2 separate regions of the Homo sapiens genome follow, and region 2 is linked to region 1. Evidence: read pairs that join two places in POLR2A ChIA-PET (ENCODE). Cell type or tissue: Caco-2. All regions are shown on one strand. Region 1 has its middle 31 kb from the start of PODXL. Region 2 has its middle 82 kb from the start of PODXL.

Evidence for each region. ChIA-PET counts read pairs that join two places held together with the same protein. Peaks named below come from ENCODE experiments on the same cell type or tissue, not always from the same donor. Only the 100,000 strongest peaks of a DNase experiment are listed, where the experiment ranks them.
Region 2: POLR2A ChIA-PET joins it to region 1 with 8 read pairs; 8 of 35 experiments call an interaction of 5 or more read pairs at or near these places.

Annotation. Positions count from the first base shown.
Region 1 is chr7:131,583,234-131,591,233 of GRCh38, forward strand. No RefSeq gene overlaps it. Among named protein-coding and RNA genes, the nearest start is that of PODXL, 31 kb to the left of the region's middle. RefSeq lists an enhancer at 1,040-1,540. In Caco-2, no CTCF peak of the experiment used is centred here; a DNase peak (open chromatin) is centred at 3,168; H3K4me3 peaks cover 527 bases.
Region 2 is chr7:131,634,676-131,642,675 of GRCh38, forward strand. No RefSeq gene overlaps it. Among named protein-coding and RNA genes, the nearest start is that of PODXL, 82 kb to the left of the region's middle. RefSeq lists an enhancer at 3,618-4,214. In Caco-2, no CTCF peak of the experiment used is centred here; DNase peaks (open chromatin) are centred at 3,336, 4,156 and 4,616.

The sequences.
Region 1 (8,000 bases):
CATGCCTGTAATCCCAGCTACTTGGGAGGCTGAGGCAGGAGAATCGCTTGAGCCCAGGAGGCAGAGATTGTGGTGAGCCGAGATCACACCATTGCACTCCAGCCTGGGCAACAAGAGTGAAACTCTGTCTCAAAAAAAAAAAAAAAAAAAAAAGGAAAAAAATGTGTTTGTTTGATAAAATAAAAAGTTGACAACCCTGTGCTAGTCTTCCAAATGAAAAATCGAGAGCCTGTGGTTTGTGAAGTTCCCAAGTGGAGGAGCCAGGGCCATGGGGGACACAGAAGACGTAGGAGACAAGGTTGTTGCCCTCGAGCTTGTGACATGGTTGGTGGGACGCAAAGCCTGTAATGTGGCACATTATAAGACCTCCCGGGTCTGTGCCCAAGTGTGTGGAAGGAGTGACTCATGCTGTTGGAACTAAGAGTCGAGGCTGGTCAGAGGCAGCACCTGCCACATCGGTCCATAGAAAGTGCTCAGTTAAAATTGGCTGAATTGGCCGGCCATGGTGGCTCACATCTATAATCCCAGCACTCTGGGAGGCGAAAGTGGAAGGATCTTTTGAACCCAGCAGTTGGAGACCAGCCTGGGTAATATAGTGAGATTCCAACTCTAAAAAATATAAATATAAAAAAGTTGGGTGAGCATGGTGGCATGTGCCTGTAGTCCCAGCTACTAGGGAGGCTAAGGTGAGGGGATCACTTAAACCTGGGAGGTAGAGGTTGCTGTGAGACAAGATTGTGCCACTGAACTCCAGCCCGGGCAACAGAGTGAGTCTCTGTCTCAAATAAATAAATAAAATAAAATAAGCTGAACCAATGAATGATGGGAAGGCTGGAAGAGGATTTAACAAAACTAGGACTTGGAGTGGGAGGAAGTCTTAACAAGGTAGAGGAAATATTGCCGGCTCAGGCAGAGGCATAGAGGCCCCAAGAGCACGTTTGTGTGGGGGTTACTGACTTAAGAGTCATGGGATTTGATGTTAGACAAGTGGAAGTGAGCCTTGAGAGCCAGACACAGGTGTTCAGACTTGATGCAGCCAGAAACAGGGAGCCATAGAAAGTTCTCAAGCAGGGAAGTGCCGAGAGCAAATGATAGCATAAGTCTATTTCTGTGACGCCTCAGTGTAGGAGACTTGGAATCCCAGTGCCCATGGGGAGGCTGTCTGAGGACTGTGGCCTGGAAGGACCGAGGGCCTGGGCTTGGGCAGTGGTGCTGATGAGGGGCACTGCTGTGGTGGCAAGGGCTCCGGAAGGTGACTGAGATTTTACTGTGGAGTCTCGGAAAGGTGTTGTTGTTTTATTTTTATCTTATTTTATTTTTGAGATACAGTCTCGTTCTGTCGCCCAGGCTGGAGTGCAGTGCAGTGGTGTGATCTCAGCTCACTGCAACCTCTGCCTCCCAGGATCAAGCAATTCTCCTGCCTCAGCCTCCCGAGTAGCTGGGATTACAGGTGACTGCCACCACGCCCGGCTAATTTTTCTATTTTTAGTAGACACAGGGTTTCACCATGTAGGCCAGGTTGATCTCGAACTCCTGACCTCACGTGAAACACCCACCTCCGATTGCCAAAGTGCTGGAATTACAGGTGTGAGCCACGACGTCCAGCCTTGTTGTTGTTTTAAAGAAGCATGCTTGGGCCGTGTGCTGTGGCTCACACCTGTAATCCCAGCACTTCTGGAGGCCAATGTGGTCAGATTGCTTGAGCTCAGGAGTTCCAGACCAGGCTAGGTAATATGGTGAAACCCTGCCTCTACAAAAAATCCAAAAATATTAGCCAGTCATGGTGGTGCATGCCTGTAGTCCTAGCTACTAGGGAGGCTGAGGTGGGAGGATCACTTGAGCATGGGAGTTCCAGGCTGTGGTGAGCCAAGATCATGCTGTTGCACTCCAGCTTGGGAGACAGAGCCAGACCCTGTCTCAAATAAATAAAGAAGCATACTTAGGGCCGATGCAGTGGTTCACACCTGTAATCCCAGCACTTTGGGAGCCCAAGGCAAGAGGCTCGCCTGAGGCCAGGAGTTTGAAACCAGCCTGGGCAACAAAGCACGACCTTGTCTTTAATAAAAATTCAAAAAAAATCAAGCCAGCCACGGTGGCTCACGCCTGTAATCCCAGCACTTTGGGAGACCGAGGTGGGTGGATCACCTGAGGTCAGGAGTTCGAGACCAGCCTCAACATGGAGAAACCCCGTCTCTACTAAAAATACAAAGTTAGCTGGGCGTGGTGGTGCATGCTTGTAATCCCAGCTACTCGGGAGGCTGAAGCAGGAGAATTGCTTGAAACCGGGAGGCGGAAGTTGTGGTGTGCCGAGATCGCGCCATTGCACTCCATCCTGGGCAACAAGAACGAAACTCAGTCTCAAAAAAAAAAAATAAAGAAATAAAAAATAAAAATCAGCCGAGCATGGTGGCTCGTAATGAGTATATGTGTTTTCAGGGTATATGTGATAGTTTGATCATTCAGATGATCAAATCAGAGTAATTGGAATATCTATCACATTAAATATTTATTTTTCCTTCATGTTAGGAACACTTGAATGATCAAATTCTAGCTATTTTAGTTTTTTGGAGAAAGGGTCTTTCTCTGTTGTCCAGGCTGAAGTGCAGTGGCGCAATTATGGCCCACTGCAGCCTCAACCTCCTAGGCTCAAGCAATACTCTTACCTCAGTTTCCTGAGTAGCTGGGACTGCAGGTGCCTGTCACCTGCCTGGCTAACTTGCTAAGTTAAAGTGGACAATCAACTGACGTTAGCTGTAGTCACCCTAGTGAGCTACTGGACACCAGGTCTTTGTCGTGACTGCTCGAATGGCAATGTAGGAGAGGTAGAGGATTTCGGATGAGCTTGGCTTTGAGTTTGGCAACTTTAAGGGGTAACTGGACAGCTCACGAGCCCTGACCACCTCCCCCAGGGAGGACAGAAGCCATCAGGTACTGTCCTGGACATGCATGGCAGTTGCGGAACCTGATGGAGGTGGAGGTGCGGGGCCTCCCCAGGAAGGGCTCCAGCTTGGTCTAGTAACTGTGGAATTCAGGTCTGGATTAAAGGAGAAGGACTGCCCAGGTTGAGTGACCAATCTCCCTGGAGGGGTGGAGGTGGCTGTCAGGCAGGCGGGGCCACACTGGCAGCTTAGATAACCCCGAGCTATTTCAGGAAGAAAGCACTAAGAAGATAAACAGGCCAGTGGCCAGCAGATGGACAGATAACCTGAGCTTATCCAAGGAGAGGCAGGAGGGGGCCCTTTGGGGGCAGGGTCCTTCAAGACAGGAAGGTGCCAAAGTGCGTCAGAGGGAGATAGGAGGGGCTGGAGCAGGCACGTGAGGCTGGAACTCCAGCTGGGAGGGGCAGCTTCTGCCCTGGCCTGGTCACAAGTGGCAGAGAGAAGTCCTGGTCCTGTGATGCTGATTGAAGTGAGGACGGAGTTCCCTGAGGTCTCCCCAAATCCAGGAGATGCAAACCTTATTTGGGGTCTGAATGCCCACAAGTGGCACCAGCGGCTGAAAGCCTTTTACCATTTATTCATTCAGGTTGTTCACAAGTCAGTGCTCACATTTATTGGAGGCATAACTCCAGCGTGGTGCAGTATGTGTGTGTGTGTGTGTGTGTGTGTGTGTGTGGTCGTATGTGCATGAGAGGGTGGTCTTGTGGGCATGGGTAGTGTATAGGTGGAGTTTGTCACGTGTGCAGGTGGTTAAGGATGTAATGTGCATGTGTAGTGTGTAGGTGGTGTATGTGTATGTGCAAATGCTATGTGTGTGAAATGTGTGGGTGTTGTGTGTGTGAAATGTGTGTGGTGCATTATGTGTGTGTCTGTGGTCCAGTGTATGGTATGTGTGGTCCAGTGTGTGTGTGTGGTCTGAGTGTGGCATAGTGTGTGTGGTATAGTGTGTATGGTGTGAGTGTGTGGTGCAGTGTGTGTGATGAGTGTGGTGTGTGTAGTGTAAGTATGTGGTGCAGCATATATATGTGTGGTGTGAGTGTGTGGTGCAGAGTGTGGTGTGTGTAGTGTTTGTGAGGTGCAGCATGTGTGTGGTGTGTGTGGTGTGTATGTGTAGTGTAAGTGTGTGGTGTGGCATATGTGTGTGTGGTGTGTGTGGTGCTGCAATGTGTGTGTGGTCTGAGTGTGTGGTGTGAGGGTGTGGTGCAGCGTGTGTGTGGTGTGTGTGTGTAGTGTGAGTGTGTGGCGCAGTGTGTGTGTGGCGTGTGGTCTGTATGTAGTGTGTGTAGTGCAGTGTGTTCGGTCTGTGGTATGTTTAGTGTGTGGTGCAGCGTGTATATGTGTGGTGTGAGTGTGTGATGCAGAGTGTGGTGTATGTGGTGTGGTGTGCTGTGGTGTGTGTGTGGTGCTGCAATGTGTGTGTGGTCTGAGTATATGGTGTGAGTGGGTGGCATGAATGTGTTGTGCAGAGTGTGGTGTGTGTGCTGTGTGTGTTGTGCTGCAGTGTGTGCATGACGTGTGTGTGTAGTGTGAGTGTGTGGTGCAGTGGTGCAGTGTGTGTATGTGTGGCGTGTGGTATGTGTGTGTAGTGTGGGTGTGTGGTGTGGTGTGTGTGGTATGTGTGGTGTGTGTGGTGTCTGTGGAGTGTGTGTGGTGTGTGTGGAGTGTGTGTGTGGTGTGAGCGTGTGGTGTCTGTCATGCGTGTCTGTGTAAAGAGACCACCAAACAGGCTTTGTGTGAGCAATAAAGCTTTTTAATCACCTGGGTGCAGGTGGGCTGAGTCTGAAAAGAGAGTCAGCGAAGGGAGACAGGGGTGGGGCCGTTTTATAGGATTTGGGTGGGTAGAGGAAAATTACAGTCAAAGGGGATTTTTCTCTTGCGGGCAGGGGCAGGGATCACAAGGTGCTCAGTGGGCGAGCTTCTGAGCCAGGAGAAGGGATTTCACAAGGTTAATCGCTCAGTTAAGGTGCGGCAGGAACAAATCACAATGGTGGAATGCCATCAGTGAAGACAGGAACTGGTCATTTTCACTTCTTTTGTGATTCTTCACTTGCTTCAGGCCAACTGGATGTATATGTGCAGGTCGCAGGAGATATGATGGCTTAGCTTGGGCTCAGAGGCCTGACAGTGTCTGTCATGGGAGCCTTCACAATTCAGTCCCAGCCTTTCTTGCCCCCTCGCCCTCTCAGGGGACTCCTGGTCTCCTCTGCACAGGCTGGGTGTTTTCCTGGGTCCGGGCCTGCGTTTACACAGCTTCCTCTCTGGGGATGGCTCTGCCCATCCTCTCCACCCTAGAAAGCATCTCTGTCCTTGAGGGATGGGTCCCAGACACCTTTACTGGCAGTGTCCCTGCCCACACCCTCTGCCCTGCCACCTTCCCCAGCCCCTCCTAGGAGCTCCCTGGACATCTGCATGCACATGCATCCATCCTAGGCTTAGCATGGTGGATGGGTGCTGCCCCCCGCACGGGGCTGGAACTCTCCAAGGACCCAGACCAGTTGTGCTGGGCCAGACTAAGCACCTCTCACTCTGGAAGCCCTCTCTGGGCCAGCTGGGGAGGCTCTGCCCCTCCCTGCACCTGCTTCACTTCTGTTCTGCGCTGCTACAGGTATTTTTCCATTGCTCCACGTTCATCAGCCACTTAGGCTGAAGAGTTTAAAAGAGTATTTCACAGGTTCATGGCCACAATGGTTCTATGCCTCTGATCCCAGCCTTCCTGCCACCCTGCCTGCACCCAGGCTAAGAAACCAGGCCTTCCCCAGGCTCCCCTGTTCTCCACTCCCTAAGTCCAATCACTGACTGCATTTGTTCTGTTCCTTCTTCCTTGTCACTGTCTCTTCTTACTGTCCCACCTCAGTTTGGGTTTTTATTCCTCCTGACTAGACTACAATAATAACAACAAATATTTATGAGGCAAATGCAACAAAACAAAAATAGACAAATGAGACTTAATTAAACTAAAAAGCTTCTGCATAGCAAAAGAAATAATCAACACAGTAAATGGACAACATACAGAATAGGAAAGATTATTTGCAAACCATGCATCTGACAAAAGGACTAATATCCGGAATCTATAGGGAACTCAAACAGCTCAACAAGAAAAAAACAGCCCCATTGAAAAAGCGCACAAAGGACATGAACAGATATTTCTCAAAAGAAGACATAAAAGTAAGTGGCCAACAAACATATGAAAAAATGCTCAACCTCACTAATCATAAGGGAAATGCAAATTAAAGCCACAATGAGATGCCATCTTACATCAGTCAGAATGGCTATTATGAAAAGGTCAAAAAGCAACAGATGTTGGTGAGGATGTGAAGAAAAGGGAACACTTACACGCTGTTGGTGGGAATGTAAATTAGTACAACCTTTGTGAAAAACAGTATGGAGATTTCTCAAAAAACTCAAAATAGAACTACCATTCAATCCAGCGATACCACTGCTAGGTATCTATCCAAAGGGAAATAAATTATTATATTAAAAAGATGCCTGCACTCATATGTTTATTGCAGCACTATTCACAATAACAAAGATGTGGAATCTGCCTAAACGTCCATCAACAGAGGATTGGATAAAGAAAATGGTATACTACTCAGCCACAGGAAAGAATGAAATCAGGCTGGGCGTGGTGGCTCATGCCTGTAATCCCAACACTCTGGGAGGCCGAGGCGGGTGGATCACGAGGTCAAGAGATGGAGACCATCCTGGCCAATATGGTGAAACCTTGTCTGTACTAAAAATAGAAAAATTAGTATTTTTCTGGGCATGGTGGTGCATGCCTGTAGCTCCAGCTACTCAGGAGGCTGATGCAGGAGAATTGCTTGAACTCGGGAGGTGGAGGTTGCAGCGAGCCGAGATTGCGCCATTGCACTCTAGTCTGGGCAACAGAGAGAGACTCCATCTCAAAAAAAAAAAAAAAAAAAAGAATGCCATCATACCTTTTGCAGCAACCTGGATGGAACTAGAGGCCATTGTCCTAAGTGAAATAACTCAGAAACAGAAAGTCAAATACCATGTATTCTCACTTATAAGTGGGAGCTAAACGATGGGTACATATGGACATACAGGGTGTAATAATGGACATTGGAGACTCCAAAAGGTGGGAGGGTGGGAGGAGGGTGAGCGATGAGAACTTACCTGCTGTGTACAATGTGCACTATTCAGGTGATGGGTATGCTAGAAGCCCAGGCTACACGGCGAAGTATATGCATGTAAGAAATCTGCACTTATACCCCCAAAATCTATAAACATTTGTAAAAGATAGCCTTTCTGCTGGGTGTGGTGGCTCGCACCTGTAATCCCAGCACCTTGGAGGCCGAGGTGGGCAGATCACCTGAGGTCGGGAGTTTGAAACCAGCCTGACCAACATGAAGAAACCCTGTCTCTACTAAAAAAAAAAGATACAAAATTAGCCAGGGATGGTGGCTCATGCCTGTAATCCCAGCTACTGGGGAGGGTGAGGCAGGAGAATCGATTGAACCTGGGAGGCGGAGGTTGCAGTGAGCAGAGATCGCGCCATTGCACTCCAGACTGGGCAACAAGAGCGAAACTCCTTCTAAAAAAAAAAAAAAAAAAAGATGTCCTTTCCAGTTTTAACTCACAAAGATATTCTCCTACATTTATCTTCCTTCCTTCCTTCCTTCCTTCCTTCCTTCCTTCCATCCATCCATCCATCCTTTCTTTCTTTCTTTCTTTCCTTTTTTTCAGGGTCTTGCTGTCACCCAGGCTGGAGTTCAGTGGTGTGATCTCGGCTCACTGCAGCCTCTGCCTCCGGGTTTAAGCAATTCTCCTGCCTCAGCCTCCCGAGTAGCTGGAATTACAGGCACATGCCACCACACCTGGCTAATTTTTGAATTTTTAGTAGAGACGGGGTTTCACCATGTTGGCCATGCTGGTCTTGAACTCCTGACCTCAAATGATCCACCCGCCTGGACTTCCCAAAGTGCTGGGATTACAGGTGTGAGCCACCGTGCCTGGCCTCTCCTACATTTTCTCAAACTCCTGGGCTCATGTGATCCTCTCACCTCAGCCTCCCAAGTACCTGGGACTCCAGGCATGTGCACC
Region 2 (8,000 bases), 51 kb after region 1:
GAGTGCAGTGGCACTATCTTGGGCTCACTGCCTCCTCTACCCACTACAGCCTCCACCTCCCGGGTTCAAGTGATTCTTGTGCCTCAGCCTCTTGACTATCTGGGACTACAGGCATGCACCACCATGCCCAGCTAATTTTTGTATTTTTAGTAGAGACGGGGTTTCACCATGTTGGCCAGGCTGGTCTCGAACTCTTGGCCTCAAGTGATCCGCCCACCTTGGCCTCCCAAAATGCTGGGATTACAGGTGTGAGCCACCACACTCGGCTTAACCTACCTCTTTCTAAGCTTTCTACTGGTGCCTTGGAATTTGGAGAACCGGCTAGCCACATTGGAGATCACAGCTATTATTGTTTGAAAAGATTGAATATATATGTATACATATTTAATTGAGAGGTATTGTATCTATGCTTTAAATTCAGGTTTTTACAGTTGGAGTTCAAGCCACTTCTCATCACCAGGCTTTAAGAGAGAAAATTTTTTGTTGGCCTTCCTGGGGAGAAGGTATGAGTTAAAGAGGACGTGGAGAAATAATTTTTTAGGCCTCTTGTGGAGAGCTAAATTATACTGATTTATGAACCACTGGCAAACACACAATATTGGAACTGTTTCTTGTTGGCGGCACTCCTGCAAACATGGTGGGCCACCACCTGAGGATCAGATGAGGGGGAGGGCATCCTCATTCTTCCCTCCTGCCAACCGTCCCTGGTCCAGGCATCTGACTCCTCCACCGCCATGCTTCAACTTGGTAGAGAAATAGACATCAGCCTTGCTCACCCCTCCCTCCACTGAATGACCATCCCTTTGGTCCTCACCCCGACTTGGGGTGAAGGGACAAGACAACAACCTAGGACATGCCAAGACCAGGGAAGTCTTTGAGGCAAAAGAGCTCTGTGACCTCCCCTTTACCAAGGTGACTATAGATTAAAGAGCTCTCCTGGGACAGGCCATATGTGACTGAGAAATGGTTAATGTTGGCTTTAAGTGTTTTATCTGCAGGGAGGGACTCTTGGGACGCCCTGAGGTTTGAGGTGTTGGCAGCTACCTCTGGAAGGGGGTGCATGAGGGCCTTGATGTTCTTCTACCCAAGGACTCTCATGCAAACTTTTTTTTTTTTTTTTTTTTTTTGAGACGGAGTCTCACTCTGTCTTCCAGGCTGGAGTGCAGTGAGGCGATCTCAGCTCACTGCAACCTCTGCCTACCAGGTTCAACCGATTTTCCTGCCTCGGCCTCCTGAGTAGCTGGGACTACAGGCACGTGCCACCACACCTAGCTAATTTTTTGTATTTTTAGCAGAGACGGGGTTTCACCATGTTAGCCAGGATGGTCCCCATCTCCTGACCTTGTGATCTGCCCGCCTCGGCCTCCCGAAGTGCTGGGATTACAGGCGTGAGCTATTGAACCCAGCCTCTCATGCAAACTTTTCATGCAGAAAGCGTACGAAGGTTTTGGGTTGGCCTCTTTCTTTCCTTTAAGTCAGGGTGTGACACGGGTGTGGAATAGCATGACAATTTCCACTAAGGGATCCAGTGCTGCTGTAATTGTTGGTCTTGGCCTCTGTCCTCACTAATGTGATCGTGAACTACCAGAAGGGAAGATGACGATCGCCAAGGAGTACGTGGGAAATGCGCTCCCCGCGCCAGCACAGGAGGTGGTCCGGAGATAGGAGGGCCAAGCTGCACACAGAAGCAAGAGGAAGGGCTGCGAGGAAGGCCTGGGAGCAGGCCCAGGGTGGGTGCAGGAGAGAGGCAAGAGCAGAGCTGAGGAAAGGAGCCACAGATAGGCATGGAATCTCCACTCTGGGCCTTGCTCAGGCGCCATTCCACGATGCTACAGAATTGGAGTTACAGGTAGATCCTGGAAAAGTCGTGTTCAACCTAAGGTCAAAGGACAGACTCTCGTGCCAAAGGACCTTTCTTTTTATTTTTTATTTTTTGAGACAGGTTCTCACTCTGTCACCCAGGCTGGAGTGCAGTGGTGCAATCTTGGCTCACTGCAGCCTCAACCTTCTGGCCACAAGCAATCCTCCTGCCTCAGCCTCCTGAGTAGCTGGGACTACACGCATGTGCCACCATGCCCAGCTAATTTTTGTATTTTTTGTAGAGACAGGGTTTCACCATGTTGCCCAGGCTGGTCTGGAACTTCTGGACTCAAGCATTCCACCTGCCTTGGCCTCCCAAAGTGCTGGGATTACAGGTGTGAGCCACTGTGCCTGGTCCAGGACCTTGCTTTTATGCAAACTCAGAAGGCTGGAAGACCTGCTTGGTGTGAGTGTGTGGCAACATCAGCATGGTCCAGAAGGATACATGGAGACCCAAGAGTTGGGGCCCATGGAGGAGCCTGAGGATGGGAGAAAAGAGGCAGAAGGGATGCCTGGAAGCATCTGCTGAAAACTTTAAACTTGAGCTGCCTTCAGCCACCACAGGGCATGCCTGGGCTGGGGCTTTTCTTTGTCTTTGAGGGTCAGGCCCATGCCCAGCCGAGCATTCTAGAGCAGGGAGGAAGCTAGAGGACATCTGCTCCCATCCCCTCATTTTAGAGTTGGGAAAACTGCCACCTGGAGAGAGTAAATGACCTGCTGAAGCTCACACAGCTTAGGACTCCTGACTCTTGGGCTACTGCCCTTTCTACTGAGCCATTTGGTCTCAGAGGGGCCAGTCCTCAGCAGCATCTCCTCACTGGCAGGCCATGGCCCTCTTGGTACCAGGACTTGTGTCCTCCAAGGTGGACAACCAGAGCAAGGCCACTGTCTCTGGAAAGTTGCCATTGGAATGAACATGTGAGCGCCTAAAGGGAAGGGGGTGGTAGGAGTACATGAGGACTCCTGAAGATAGGGAGTTTTAAGTCGAAGACATGAATGTCTAAGGGTGAAATTGTGAGTATCAGCCAGCTGGTGAGAGTATTATTTCTCTAGTGCCCTCAAGTGTCTTCCCAGTCCTGGGCGTTTACACTGGCGTGGGCCCTGATGCTGATGGAGTGTAGCCCCCTATTCAAACTACCTGGCTCACATGGCCACATCTGCGTAGGTCTGGGAGCAGATGGACTTGGTCATCTCAGAGGGTGGAGAATAGGACACAGAGCGGACAAAAGAGGATGTGCCAGAGAGGCCTGGGGGACCTGCTGTGGGGTTTGGGGTCCTGGATGAACCTGCTGACTGGGATACCCTGCTGTGGGCCCTGCAGGCAGCTCAGGGTGAGCACTTCCAGGAGACAGAGCCTCACTCCCCCAAAGCCCCCTTATCACCATCACAGGGAGAGCACCAGAGCCGTGAGAGCAGGTACCACCACCCCAGGCCACATTCCTCTCATAAGTGGAATAACACAATGGCCCTTTTAACTTAAACTTCCTTCTTAATTGACTGCTGCGGAGAGAGCAGTCCATCATCCCCCCACCTCCACCCCCACCTCTCCTGCTCTGGGCCCTGTTTATGGTGCTGATGAGCAGGGCGGGGGAGCTTCCTGGCTGGGCTGACATGATGATAAAGGGCAAAGCCCTGCACGCCTTGCCAGCCCCTGGCTGGGGGCTGTGGCTGGAGCCGCCTCGTACCCGAGACCCTGATGTTTAGAGAAACTTCAGGCGGACTTGTGGGCTCCCACGTTCCTGGTACAACTTGGGAATTATGTTGAATCGTGTTGGTGAGGATCCCTGGAATCCCAGTGGTCCCATTCCCCAGCCTCCCTCTCTAGATGTTTACAAGCCAGGTGATGGGCTCGGTGTTGGAGAGAGAAACATTGGCTCCCCTAGAAAGGGAACACGGTGGTCCCAGGACTCCACAGTCAGGTCTTGGCCAGTCTTGGGTGGAAAACCCAAACCCAGAGCGTCTACTAGGTGGATTAGGGACAAAGACTGCAAATCCCGATGTATCTGTGAGGCCAACCCTGGGTCTTGGCATTGGGTGGGCAGGCCCCTCGTCAGCCTCAGGATCTGTGTCAGGGTCTGTATCAGCAGCGGCACCTGCAGGAAGCAGCTGCACCTCCCATCACCTCTCAGGCCCAGAAGGTACAGAACATTGTACCCCGAGATGTTAGCCGGTGGGAAGAGGAAGGGAAGATGGTGGAAATGGATTCCATGTTAGCCGCTGGGAAGAGGAAGGGAAGATGGTGGAAATGGATTCCGAGGAAAGCCAGCTCTGCCTGAGGGGGATCTTATCAGAGCTGGGGCCAGGGCCTATTGCTCTGCAGACAGTGGGAGTTCAGCAAACAACAGTGACAATTAACATGTATTGAGTATCCAGTGTTGTTATCTGACAGACACACCTCTACATGCTTTGTAAAATATCTCTTTATCCTTGTAACAATCCTCTGATTCTTAATTGGTTTTATTTTTAACAGGTCAAGTCACTGAGGTGCAGAGACACTGCCTTCCTGTCCTAAAGTCCAGTTCAGGCCAGCTCTCTCCAGAGTTCCAGGCTTTTGGTCTCCGTCTGCAGATCTCCTTTGCTTTGAATGAGTCTGTCCCTGAGGAGGGCTAGGAGCAACCTTGAGAAGGAACATGATGGTCACTAATTCAGCCAGAACACTCTCAAGGTGCATTCTGAGCGAGGCTGATGCCAGGTGCAGAACAAACACCTCTTGCGCCTGGGAGCTTCCTGAAGTTTGGAGAATGTGTCAGATATCACCTGTTTGCCCCTGGGGGCCTAGCCCCACCCCTGTCTGCATTTCGTGCAGACTACACTGGGGCCTCCGTTGCCCTCCGTTTGGCCAGCAGGAAGCTCTGGCAAAAGATCAGTGGGATAGAGGAAGATGCTTTGGGGATTTATTTTTCCCGCTCCCTCTCTGGGGATCCCTGAAGGGACAGCTGTGCCTTCTGTCCAAGTGTCCTATTTTCCCTCTTCTCCAGGACTAGTGGTAAACCTTTTCCTAGTTCCTTCAGTTCAAAGGGGGAATAGGTGCCTTGTTCCAGCCCTGGGGTATAGCCCTGTCTCTTCTGGTTCCTCTTCAATCTGCCCTGTGTAAACAGCCCCTTTCTTTTTAAAACTCTCCTACAATAGGCCAGGCACAGTGGCTCATCAGGCCTGTAATCCCACACTCTGGGAGGCAAAAGCGGGCAGATCAGTTGAGGTTGGGAGCTCAAGACCAGCCTGGGAAACATGGTGAAACCCTGTCTCCACTAAAAAATACAAAAATTAGCCAGGTAATCCCTGCACTTTGGGAGGCCAAGGCAGGCGGATCACAAGGTCAAGAGATCGAGACCATCCTGGCCCACATGGTGAAACCCTACTAAAAATACAAAAATTAGCCGGGTGTGGTGGTGCGCACCTGTAGTCCCAGCTACTTGGGAGGCTGAGGCAGGAGAATTGCTTGAACCCGAGAGGTGGAGGTTGCAGTGAGCCGAGATCATGCCACTGCACTCCAGCCTGGGCGACAGAGTGAGACTCCATCTCGAAAAAAAATCTTTCCTGCAATCATCCTAGTTAGAGTGTGCTATTTGTTTTCTGCTGGGCACTGACTGATACAAAGAATAGGACCTATAGATAGAAAATTGCTGGTGGAGGCTGGGCATGGTGGCTCGTGCCTGTAATACTGGCACTTTGGGAGGCTGAGGCAGGCGGATCACGAGGTCAAGAGATCGAGACCATCCTGGCCAACATGGTGAAACCCTACTAAAAATACAAACATTAGGCCAGGCGCCGTGGCTCATGCCTTTAATCCCAGCACTTTGGGAGGCCGAGGTGGTTGCATCACCTGAGGTCAGAAGTTCGAGACCAGCCGGACCAACATGGAGAAATCCCATCTCTACTAAAAATACAAAATTAGCCAGGCGTGGTGGCAGGTGCCTGTAGTCCCAGCTACTTGGGAGGCTGAGGCAGGAGAATCACTTGAACCTGGGAGGTAGAGGCTGTGGTAAGCTGAGATCGCGCCATTGCACTCCAGCCTGGGCGAGAAGAGCGAAACTCCATCTCAAAAAAAAAAAAAAAAGAAAAAAAGCTGGGCATGGTGGTGTGCACCTGTAGTCCCAGCTACTCGGGAGGCTGAGGCAGGAGAATCGCTTGAACCCGGGAGGCAGAGGTTGCAATGAACCTAGATTGTGCCACTGCACTCCAGCCTGGTGACAGAGCAAGACTCTATCTCAAAAAACAAAAAAGAAAATAACTGGTGGAGCACAATTTTTCCACACTGCAGGGGAGTGAGTGCGGTAGGAGTCTGGAGGAGTGAACGTTCTTGTGGCCTGGGGCAGACGGAGAGGTCTTCCTGAAGGTCATGGGATCTGAGACCGTGAAGGACAGTGGGAACTCACATGTCTGAGTAGCTCCTAGCACGGTGCCTGAAGCATTTTTGAACAGAACTGAACTGGAATGCTTGATGCTGCCTGGTGTTCAACAATAGCTTCCAACCCCCTTCCTAGGCCTGGGTCCCAAGCAGGCCCCTTGGACTGTTGGGGAAGAGGCAGTCACTGTGCTGGGATATGTCCCTCCATGGGACCCCCCTGCCTTTTGCAGCGTTCACACAGCCCTTCTTATGTGTCAGATGGACCAGGTATGAGTGTATGCATCTTAGGTCTCTAGTGGATTCTGGGTCAAGCATGTGCCATGGGTCACATGTCAGGTGGCACAGGTATGAGTGTGCACATTTTTTTTTTTTTGAGATGGAGTTTTGTTCTTGTTGCCCAGGCTAGAGTGCAATGGCGTGATCTTGGCTCACTGCAACCTCCGCCTCCCGGGTTCAAGTGATTCTCCTGTCTCAGCCTCCCAAGTAGCTGGGATTACAGACATGCACCACCACACCCAGCTAATTTTGTATTTTTAGTAGACATGGGGTTTCTCCATGTTGGTCAGGCTGGTCTCAAACTCCCGACCTCAGGTGATCTGCCCACCTTGGCTTCCCAAAGTGCTGGGATTACAAGCATGAGCCACCGTGCCCGGCCACACATCTTAGCTCTCTAGTGGATTCTGGGTTAAGCATCCTTGCACACCACCACCACCTGCCTCCGCTCTCCCCAGTGCCTAAAACCATGCTTTGCATAGAGAGGGGGTCTAAATAAATATTGTTGACTGAATAAATGAATGAATGTATGAATGAATCTAATTCTGTCAATGTTTGAGCACCTGATGTGCTTAGCACCTTGAGAGGAGCCAGGGATACAGAGGCAGGACCTGCCCTTATTCAGGAGCTCCCAGGCAGGTGAAGCTGACCATCACCCAAAGGACCGTAGCCCAGCGGCTCAAGACTGATACAAAGAATAGGACCTATAAATAGAAAATTACCAGTGGAGGCTGGGCGCGGTGGCTCATGCCTGTAATCCTGGCACTTTGGGAGGTTGAGGCAGGCGGATCACGAGGTCAAGAGATCGAGACCATCCTGGCCAACATGGTGAAACCCTACTAAAAATGCAAAAATTAGGCCAGGTGTGGTGGCTCATGCCTGTAATCCCAGCACTTTGGGTGATGTAGCCAGGGTGACGCAGCCCCTAGGACAGAGGGTCAGAGAAAGCCCCCCTCGCTGGAGACTGCATCTGAATGGAGTCTAGGTTTTGCCTAGTGGTAGGAGTGGAGGGAAGGACTCTCATTTTAGGCAGAGGGACTGCACGAAGAAAGTGAGTAAAAAGTGCGTGGTGCCTTTGGAAACGACTAACGTGGCCTTGCTGAGGAGAAGGGCGCTTTGCAGAGTGTGAGAGCAGCCTCTGAAAGGTGGTTAAAATGGATTAGGAAGGGCTCGGAGGCCGTGGGGGACCATGGAAGATTTTGGAATCAGGAAGTCACATGTGCGGATAGATCTATGATTTGGAGAAATACCTCTGGTGGTTGGTGTCGGGGAGGGCTCAGAAGCTTAGTGGCCATTTGAGTTACACTGTGGTCATCCAGGCCACAGAGCCACATGCCTGAGTGAGGGCCGGGCATGGTGGTGGGGATGGTGAGAGGACAGTGGGGAGAGGCACGCTGAAAGGAGAACTCTTCCACCTAGTCACTTCCCCTGGGAAATGAGCATGGGTGAAGTCAGAGAGGATGAATGTCTGGCTGCCAAATGCTGTGGCATTTAAGAAGATGGAACCCAGGAGAGGGAG